Regions from separate parts of the Homo sapiens genome. Here region 1 is linked to region 2. Evidence: chromatin loops called from intact Hi-C (ENCODE). Cell type or tissue: endothelial cell of umbilical vein. All regions are shown on one strand.

The links. Hi-C counts contacts between places; a loop is a spot of excess contacts. Peaks named below come from ENCODE experiments on the same cell type or tissue, not always from the same donor. Only the 100,000 strongest peaks of a DNase experiment are listed, where the experiment ranks them.
Region 1: it touches region 2 in a loop (17-fold over the local background); 53 of 110 quality-filtered maps call a loop at or near these places.

What each region holds. Positions count from the first base shown.
Region 1 is chr18:76,346,546-76,351,545 of GRCh38, forward strand. No RefSeq gene overlaps it. Among named protein-coding and RNA genes, the nearest start is that of LINC01893, 140 kb to the left of the region's middle. In endothelial cell of umbilical vein, a CTCF peak has its summit at 2,733 (motif pointing left); a DNase peak (open chromatin) is centred at 2,716.
Region 2 is chr18:74,650,564-74,655,563 of GRCh38, forward strand. The region is part of intron 3 of ZNF407 (zinc finger protein 407); the gene reads left to right. Among named protein-coding and RNA genes, the nearest start is that of ZNF407, 55 kb to the left of the region's middle. In endothelial cell of umbilical vein, a CTCF peak has its summit at 2,008 (motif pointing right); a DNase peak (open chromatin) is centred at 2,098; H3K27ac peaks cover 345 bases.

The DNA.
Region 1 (5,000 bases), 1.7 Mb after region 2:
TGCTGCGTCCTGCCTCCCACCTCCCCACGGGCTCCGGAACTGCGTCCGAAGGGTGGCATCCTTCCTGCCTGGCCTCAGCTGAGCCTGCACTGCCCAAGGTCCCCAGCGGTTGGCTGGAACTGACTAGTCAGGGCCGGGCCGGTGGGGCATGAGCGGCTCTTGTGGCCCACCATTGGCCTGCGAGAGGTAAGCAGGGACTGCCACGTCCTCTCTTAGGAGCCCAGGCCTGGGATAGGGATAAACTCTGCCTGTGAGCTCCCAGCCTGAGCCAAGGGTCGCGTAGATCCAGGGGCTGGTGCAGCCACTGGAGGCCACACGCAGGCAGACAGCTGAGCAGACGAATTCCATCCAGACAGGGGACAGCGGGACAGAACCCGGGGGTAGACTCAGGGCTGGGGCCGTGGGCGGCCAGGACCACACCTGGCTCCCGGGGACACTGGGTCCCTGCGGAGGCCCCACGGCACATCCTCTCCCCAGAGTACCTGAGCCCTCGTTTTAGTCTGAGAATCAAACGTCATTTGTATCGGGCCAGCCTGAGGAGCCGTTGCTCCTTACGGCAGTCCCAGAGGCACAAAGTCCCTCAACCATGACAATGTGGGCTTGACAATTTGGTCAGCCTTGCTCCGCCACCAGTTTCTCTCTGAACAATCAGCTCTCGGCTTCCCGCCTTTCAAACCAGCCATCGGCTCACACACTCTCCACAAAGCACTCCACCAGTAAAGATGACGGGAGGCAGCCCAGCCCCACGCCCCCCACTGTGAGGAGTCACGGCCTGTACCCCTTCTGTTCCCCACCCTACTGCGTCCCTTGAGGCACCGGGGTGCTGGCCTCTGCCTGGTTCTTTACCACACTGCAGCCTCCCCAGGTCATAGAAAGCCCTGAGGCTCGCACCTGCCCGGTCCAGCTTTGTGAGGCTGGTGCTCAGGAGCCAGCCCCAGGCAAGACAGGAAGGAGGCGTGCCTTGCCTCAGTTTCCCCTGCATCATCCTTGAGGCCCATGTCTGAGTGGCCAGCCCCTCCTCCTGCACCTGCTCCTCCCCAGCCTCCTCCCAGGGTGGGGGACCCTGCTCTAGGCTGAGCTCCATCTCCCTGTCACCCGCAGTATGAGACCCTCACCCCCAACCTGATTGGTGTGGAGACAGGGTCTTTTAGGAGGTCATGAAGGTTACGTGAGGTCACTAGGGTGGACACCTGATAGGACATGATGGGTGGAAAAAGACCCGGCTGTGAAGCTGCCCAGGCCTGGCGTCCTGTGTGGCAGCCTGAGCAGGCAAATACACTCCTGTCCCGCTTAGGAAGAAGGAAACTATTCCCCAAAACGGAACATCTGTGTCCTCTGCCTCACACCTCCAGCCGGCCCAGTGAGAGCCGTCCCCAGATGCCCCAGGTGCCCCCTCAGCTGCTGCCCCCCTCGCGCTCCTGGTCCCTGAGCCCGGCTGTCCTCTTCCTGCCCCCTCAGCCACGTGGGCAGCCTCTCCCTGTGCTGCTCAGGGCTCTTCCCCTCATTCTCTGAGCCCAAGATGAAGGGGGGCTCCCACCGCTCCTCCAGCTCACGCCGAGCCCTGCTCCGCCCTCAAGGCACCCACTCTCCAGCCTGGAGACACCTTCCGAGCACTCAGACTTTCCATCCCCAGCCGCTAGTTGCCTTCATAAATGCAGACCCATGTGGGTAGCTGTGGACGATGCTTCCCTGAACCCCCAAGAACTCCAGGTCCTACCCCCAAATCACGCGTTCCTCTCCCATCCTCCCCACGTTGAGTCAATCACACCACTTCACACACCCCGAGGCCCAGGCACCCAGGCCTGAGGCTGCTCCAGGTCTGAGGCTGCTCAGTCAGGCCCAGGAGGCCAGGGGGCATCCACCCAGAACCCTTCTCTTGTCCAGCCATGCAGGTCCTGTAAGCCCCACAGCTCCCGCCCACCTGCTCCAGCCTCCTCCAGGGCCTGTGAACAACGGCTTTCAGCTTTTGTGTCCACTACCAAAGTACATTCCACACAGGCAGGGAGATCCATTCTGCCAACTGCCAACAGCCAAGAGCCAATTTATGTTTGTCTTTGACAAACACAAATCAGATTATGTCACCCACCGGGCAACACGCCTTAGCAGGGTCTGCGCGGCCGGGAGAATGCAGCCACGCGCCCTGCTCTCTGGCCTGCCCTCCCTCCTGCTCCTGTGCGGAGCTCCGGTGTGGAAGGTCTCCCTTCCTTGGGCGCATGCAGCGGTCTCCCTCCAGTCCTTGTCCTCTCCTGCGCCCTGAGTGCTGTTGACTGCTCGGCCTGCATGCAGAGGCCCTGGGATGAGACCAAGTTCTCCGCCTCCAGACCCCCTGCCAGGCTCTGCCTGTCGCACTTGTCTCTTTCTGAGATGTCTGCATGTATCTGCTTGTCTGATTACTGCTTGCAACCCTAGGAGAACACAAAACCCCATGAGAGATGGGCCCTCGACTTCTGAGCTGCTGAATCTCCAGTGCCTGGAAGTCAGCGCGAATGTGGCAGGGGTTCCGTCAAGATCCGCGGGCAAACAGCGCATACCCTCATCACCGTGGGCCTGTGTCACCCTGCCAAGCACCGTGTGGCCCCGGGGGCCAAGCATGTCATCTTCATCTTGGTAGCCCCTTCCGCATGCAGCGGGTGCTTAATTTATGCTGGCTGAAGACAACGAGGTGAATGAATTTGCATTCGGCGTTGCTTTACATTCATGTGTGACGTCCGCCTGCCATCTAGTGGTGGAAGAGGGCAACTTCAGGAAAACGGGCTTTTGAGAAGAAATTAGAGAAGCCCTTCAAAAACGGATAAAGGAAGATCGGGCGCGGAGAGATGGTCCCTTTGACTGTTGGTTTGCAATCACTTCCATCCCTGCTTACTAGAGAAGCGCTGAGAACTCCCCTGAGAACTGATTCTGGCACATTCTGCGGGAGGCGAAAGTACGAAGGCGAAGGCGGGGAAGCCCCAAGGCTAAATGAGTACCTGTCCTGCTGGCCTGCACGCCAAGGGAGGACAGGCCCTTTTGTTCCCGGGGGCACTGCACGGGGCAAACCCAGGAAAAATGTCAGAACACAGGAAGGCCGTCTTTCCCGCTTCTTAGTAAGCAGAGAGAATGTGGGGAAAGTTAAGCTACATTGAGAAGAGTGAAGAATGCAAAACCGAGGGGGACAAGGTGGTGAGAACGCAATGGAGAGAAAAGGTGCTTAACGCAGAAAACCTGAAAGGCAAATGTAATCTTGACGATGTAACAATAACAGAAACGGCCGGGCGCGGTGGCTCACGCCTGTAATCCCAGCACTTTGGGAGGCCGAGGCGGGTGGCTCACGAGGTCAGGAGATAGAGACCATCCTGGCTAACACGGTGAAACCCCGTCTCTACTAAAAATACCAAAAAAAATAAAAAATAAAATAACAGAAACATAGAGTAAAACTGAAGGGGCTCACTAAGGACCTGTGAACGCACAGCCTCTCCAGACCTCAGCCTGACGGAAAATTTTAGACTGCGTGGTCCCTGAAGAGTGTTTCAACCTTCAAGTTTTCTAACTCTCTGATTTTAAAATTAATGTAAGGCAAATCCCTAACAAAAACCTAACTGTGTATTTGTCACGAGACTTTTCTTTGAATAACTGCCTGTCTCGGCGGGGGCTCTTCTCACACTGAAGGGGGCCACTCCTGGATCCAGGGTCGCAGGTTGAAATCACACCTGAGCCTGCGCCACGGGTGTAGGACGCCCAGCAGCAGCTTCTGGAGAGCAGAGAGCCGGGGGAGTGGCCACTTCAGAGTGGGGCCAGGACAGCTGGGGCCACCGCCTTCCCGGCGCAAGGTGGGCCAGGCCCCACAGGTGGCCCCAGAATTGCAAAGCCAATGGCAGCTTCCTAAGTGGTCACCGAAACGCACTTTCAGTGTGGACCCGCCGGCCTGTGTGTATTCAGCAATCCCAGCCATCCAACCTGACCTCGGGCTGCAAAGACGATCGTGGCCGGAGCCGGCTGGCTCTTTGCGAAAGCGGCGGGACCCGGGGACAGCAGGCTGCCTGCGCCGCTTCCCTCCGGGTGGCAGGCCCACTCTCTGCGGGCACCGCGTCCTGCTCACCCGTGTTGTGGTCGGGCCGCAGAGCAGGCCCCTTGACGGGGGGATCCGGAGCCGCCTGGTGCCGGCACAGCCTCAGGGAGCAGCCCCTAAGCTGCCCCGTGACAGTCAATCGCCCGCTTTCCCCCCGTGGGAAGTCTGTGCCGTGACCAGAGCCTCTCACCCTCCCACGGCCCCACGCGGTGTCCTTTGCTCAGCACCTCCCAGAGCACCGGGCAGAGGCACCCAGAAAACCGTCACCACCTGATCCCGCAGAGAATCGCCCGTCCTCTCCGGAATTCTGTCCAACTAGCACCGCCCCAATAAACAGGAAAAGCCTTTTTCTTTTTCCAAGTCCACCTCCATTTCAGAACGGCCAGGGCAGATCTGAGGCAGCTTAGGACACTCACAAGCCCGAGAAAAGAGCCACCCAGATAAGGTAACATGTGAAATGCTGAGAAATCGGCTGAGTTTCCCTTTACCAGCCCAGTAAAAGCCAGTGACGGAACCCATCCTCGCAGGCACTTCATCCCAGCAGGGCTGGAGGCCTGAAACTACAGGTCTAAACATCGCGGGGTGTTCACTGGTTTCTATTAAGTAATTCCTGTCCTCAGAGAGTATGATCAGCTCTTCTTTAATAGTTGTCAAATAATAATAAAACAGTTCTCATTAAGAGCGTCATCAGCGGCTGGGTGCGGTGGCTCATGCCTGTAATCCCAGCACTTTGGGAGGCCGAGGCGGGTGGATCACGAAGTCAGGAGTTCAAGACCAGCCTCACCAACATGGTGAAACCCTGTCTCTACTGAAAATACAAAAATTAACCAGACGTGGTGGTGCACGCCTGTAATCCCAGCTACTCAGGAGGCTGAGGCAGGAGAATCACTTGAACCCGGGAGAGAGAGGTTGCAGTGAGCTGAGATAGTGTCATTGCACTCCAGCCTGGATGACA
Region 2 (5,000 bases):
GTTGACAGGGGTCTGCACTTGGTCATACACTTTAGGGTGGGCTCATGTATGAAACAGGCAAACTCACAGACTTTGCAGGTTCTCTTTGTGAGAGAGACAGAGAACACTTACATAGGGCCTAGGTGGCATTTTTGAAGTATTCATGGAAGGGGTGGGCCACGGGAATATTGTTTGTTACCCCAAAGAACACATTATCTTAAGGTGTAGAAAAAAATTTACTGGCTTTATAGTAATGTCATAACAGTTTCACTGTAATTAAATATTTTTGCACTAATGATTATACTGTGATAGAGAGCATAATAAATTATTGAGAACTACATTTCCATTTCTGTAGTGGAGGGGGCAAGAAATTGCTATATATGTGTGTGTGTGTCTATCTATCTATCTATCTATATATAAATATAATATTTCCCCCCTTAGCTTGGTGGGACTGTAGCTCAAGGGTAAAGATAGAAATTTTGGTGTTTATGTTACAAAATTATTCTTAAACAACCCATTTAAGTCTTTCTGGGTTGTTTTAGTCTTGATGTGTTAGAGAGTGATAATTTTATGCAAGTTATGATTAAAACCCTGTTACTGTCATCCTTAAAGAGCACATTAAAAATACCCTGTTTGGAAAATGACAGTTTTAAAAATAGACAAAATTATATGTTAGTTATGAAGAGCGATGGAATTTATTGAGCCGAAATGTTTTGAAGGAGATTTAAGAATCTTGCACTTTGGGAAGAAGTTAATGACTGATTAACAACAGCAATTAAAAGATGAGGAAAAGGTATATAATTAAAATTGCAGTACTTGCTTTGTCAAGTACGAGTGTCATCTATTGTGTACTTGTTAAAAGCTGAAGAAAAAGAAACCAGCATTTAATTTCAGCCCGGTTTTGAAGAAGAGGCCGATAATTTGCCTGTAGATGCCTGCGTGAAGGTTGTAACTCATGTTTAAGCGAGACTGTGTCATTAGAAGTTCACAGCCATGTATTTTCTGTTGACAGTCATCGACAGAGAATATTTGGCAGTCAGAAGTAATTTAACTTAATTAATGGGATGCATATTTGATGGAGGAATAAAATATTCAGGCTCAGCAAAGTGGAAAAAAGGAAAGATTTAGTGGGAGTAAAAGGTTGAAGAATGTAATTTGTGCATTCATTCTGCTGCTCAGAATTATGAATTGTCTTGCAGAGATATAAAGCCGAGGTGATCCTTAGATGGAAATGTGCTGTCCCTCAACAAAGAGAGCAATCAAGATGACAGTTCATGATTTAATTGATGCCAGAGTGAACTTGCTCTAACAAATAGGGACATCACATTATTTTGAAAACTCTGCTGGAGTAGTTAGTCGTTGGATTGTTAAATATTCATTGTAACTTCAATGTTATAGCATTGCTGTGTCTATACTGAGTACAGACCAGTGAAATCTGTCACAGAGCCCTTAATCTCTCCTGTCAGATTTTAATTGACTTCCTGTAGGTAAAGATGACTTCATGGAAAGTTTGCTCAAGAATTTGATATCATCAAGTAGAGCAGCTTTTCCATTCAAGTACAGTATAGTCCCCCTTTTTTCTACCCTTTTAAAGAGGCTTTTGAAAATATTATTCAGAGCTATAATGTAGGAAATCACTTAAAATTACAGCAGAAAAATATCTAAAGATCAAAGTTAAGTACCTTTTTATAGCGTTGCCAAAATATTCAGCATATTTCTGTTTCCTATCATTATCTAAAACACATTTGATTGTTGGAAGACAGCAGTATGATTATATTTCTAGAAATAAAGGGTTTTAATACTTGCTAGGGTTTTTATTCATCGAGCAATTTCAAAATACATCGTAGCCTTTTCCTGTTTAAACTAAATATAAAATAAAAATATATATCATGGAAACGTTACTGTGGAACTTACGGTATTTTAATCTTTATTATTTGTTTTTGCTTATTACATGAATATTGCTTATATTTTCCCCCCATGCTGAGAACTTAAACTAAGGCAGTTAGATGTAAAAATCATGAAGGACCAGCAGAGGGCAATATTATGTTACTCTAACACTTCTACTGGGGTAAGTTTTGTGATTGAAACAATACAAAAGGTTTTCAGGGGTGGGTGCTATATTTTTCTCCATTAGTTTCATATTACAACTTCCCGAGGTGCTTCCTCCCTTGGTCTGAAAAATCAAAACAAAGAACTATTGGCAAAACTTTCCTAAGTCAGAACCAATGCACATAACACAGTTTAGTTTCTCCTTCGGTAAATTACATTTTCTCAGTTTCAGTCACCTCTCACATATAGGGTATGTTAGGTGTTTATAGCTGATCATTAGTGAGTTTGGAATAAATTTAAGCTTGCATTTCAAATCAGTCATATAAGCTATGACTGGACATGTTCCATAAAAACAAGGGAGGTTATTAGCAAAGCTTGCTAGATGTGGATTGGTTGAAAAACGGAAAATTCTAGAGATTTGAAATTTATTAAACAATTTATATTTGACTCCACACCCTATGTTCTGTATTTAGATTTTGTAGAATTCACTGAACATGGTTTGTGTGATGTGACATTTTGTTGAACCAAATTAAGCCTATCAAGATAGCCATAGATGTCTGTGGTAAGGAAATTGATGTCATTGCAGTTCTCTTGGATATATGGTTTTCCAATCAAAATATCTAGTTGCTATGAAGTTTTCTGTTTGGCTATTGTAGATTATGCTGTTTTAGTTGCAGGGATTTCAAGTTGAATCTCTTTAAAAGTTTATTTAAGCGTCATATTCTCAGTTGTCTATATTTTGAGTAACAAAAGAATATTGTGTCCATTAAACCTGCCATTTGCCAACTGAAGTTAGTAATAGTAACTTAGGTTTAAACACCTAGAAAATGATGGGCCTTTTTATGTCTATGGTTTATAAAATTATAATTTTGTAATCTCAGTATATTATTAATATATATTTGCAGAACTATTGTGAAATATTACTAACCATAAAAGTTGAATCTATTTTTGACTCAGATCTTTAGTATAGGGACAATGGGTTTTTAGCAATTAAATGCTAAATATATTTAACATGTATCGATATGCTTATATTTATTGAATCTTCATATATTGATTCATAGTGATTAGTTTCAATTTCAGTAATGTCTTTTACAAAATAGCGATACTACAAACTAACATGTTGGAAAAAAGCTCATGCTTATACATTATTTAAAGCATCAGTAGATTATCAAAAACTAACGTAATTATGCACACTTAGTGTTTCCTTATGATAACTTATTGAAATGATGTATGCTATTTGAAATAAAATGATGATTTTAGCTATTTTTTAGAAAAAAATGAATTGACATTGTTGGCTTATGTGTTATCATGAACATGCTAATATATTATTCATTGGACTCCTTTTTTTGAGTGAAATTTATGTCCATCGATATAATTTTAATGAGTGCTCAATTACAGACTTTTAAGTATCAATACTTCAAAATATTTAGTTTTACATTAGCAATAACAGACATGAAATCGTTGCATTGACAATCGTAGGTCTTGATAATTCAAGGAATAATTCTGCTGCTGATCATTTCTACTAAAAAAGAGAAATTGGTAGTAGGCATACTATTAGAAATTTGTTATTGAAGGACCATTTGAGGAAGTATAAAATACAGGATAATATTTTAATTTCTTGACATCAAGAATGACCTTATTATTTACCAGTAGGTATAGTTAGTCCTATTAGTCTCCCTCTAATCTGATTAAGGCAGTAAACATGGCAGCACCTCTGGCATTTAAGTAGAATTATTATTTTTAATGGTTTTTCTGACAGAAAAATAAAGGCAATGTTTTGGCCAGACTTTAAACAAATTTCTTTGATTTCATTTCTATGAAAATTCTTTCAGTGCCAAACTGAAAAATATAGTGCAAACACTGTGGTTATACCTCTAGTTTATAATTTGGTAACTAAAGGAACTCACTTGCCAGCTAATTTAACTTAAAACTTTTAGTAATTTTTGAATTTGTGTAGCTACATGATTTAAGAATGTGAGACTTTGGAAAAGTAGGATAAGAGACCAAGAAATTTTCTTAATGATAGAAAACTATAAGTAGAAAATTTATATTAAAAATAACATGTTAAACTACTACATAATATATCTTTACAAATTTGAGATCATGAGGCTGATATAACAAATTAAATTTATCTTATATGTAAGATTGTTCATTTTTCTGGTCTGCTATATTAAGCACAAAGAATACTGGTTTCTTAGAAACATATTAAACATTTGCTTTAACTGTTCATTTCCAGTAGATGGCTATAGTTCACTACCAAATTGAAGTTGTAATAGATTTTTTACAGTAACTAAAAAAGAAGATGAAGGTTGAATTACTATAAATGAGTTGCCCTGTACATTTTTCTTATTTCACGTGCTTAGTCATCTAATGTTATTTTTTAAAGAACGTATTTTAAAAATGACTAAAAAGTGGTATTTTACTTTTTCCTCTTTGATCAATGTCTGATAATGCCATTATTTATTTTAGTTTGTTCCAAATAATTTACTCTTAAAATTTCTATATTATGTGACAAATATTTTTAATTATTAAACTGTGTAGAAAATGCATTATTATAAGAATCCTTAATATATTCTGTAAGTTACTGCATCTCTAAATTCAGTCATTTTATTTTAGCCTTTAAGTTGAAACACTGTGAGTCATTAACACTTGTGTTGGCTAAGTTTCATGGCTTCTACTAAGCATTATTTCAAATGCAACACACAAATATACATATATATTAGTATATATGTCCTTCACTAATCTGGATCCACACCTATTTTAGAACATAATTTAATCAAGTTAAAATAATATGGATACAAATTTATTATTTGAAAAAATATACATTACCTTATGGAGTACTTAAAATCTGCCTTGCAACTGGACTGGTATCTATCCACTAGATTATAGAAATCACTTGCACGCATAGCATGGATGATAAGTACCAGTATTGACTCTTATCCCTTATTCATAAATATAACTGTATGATGTCT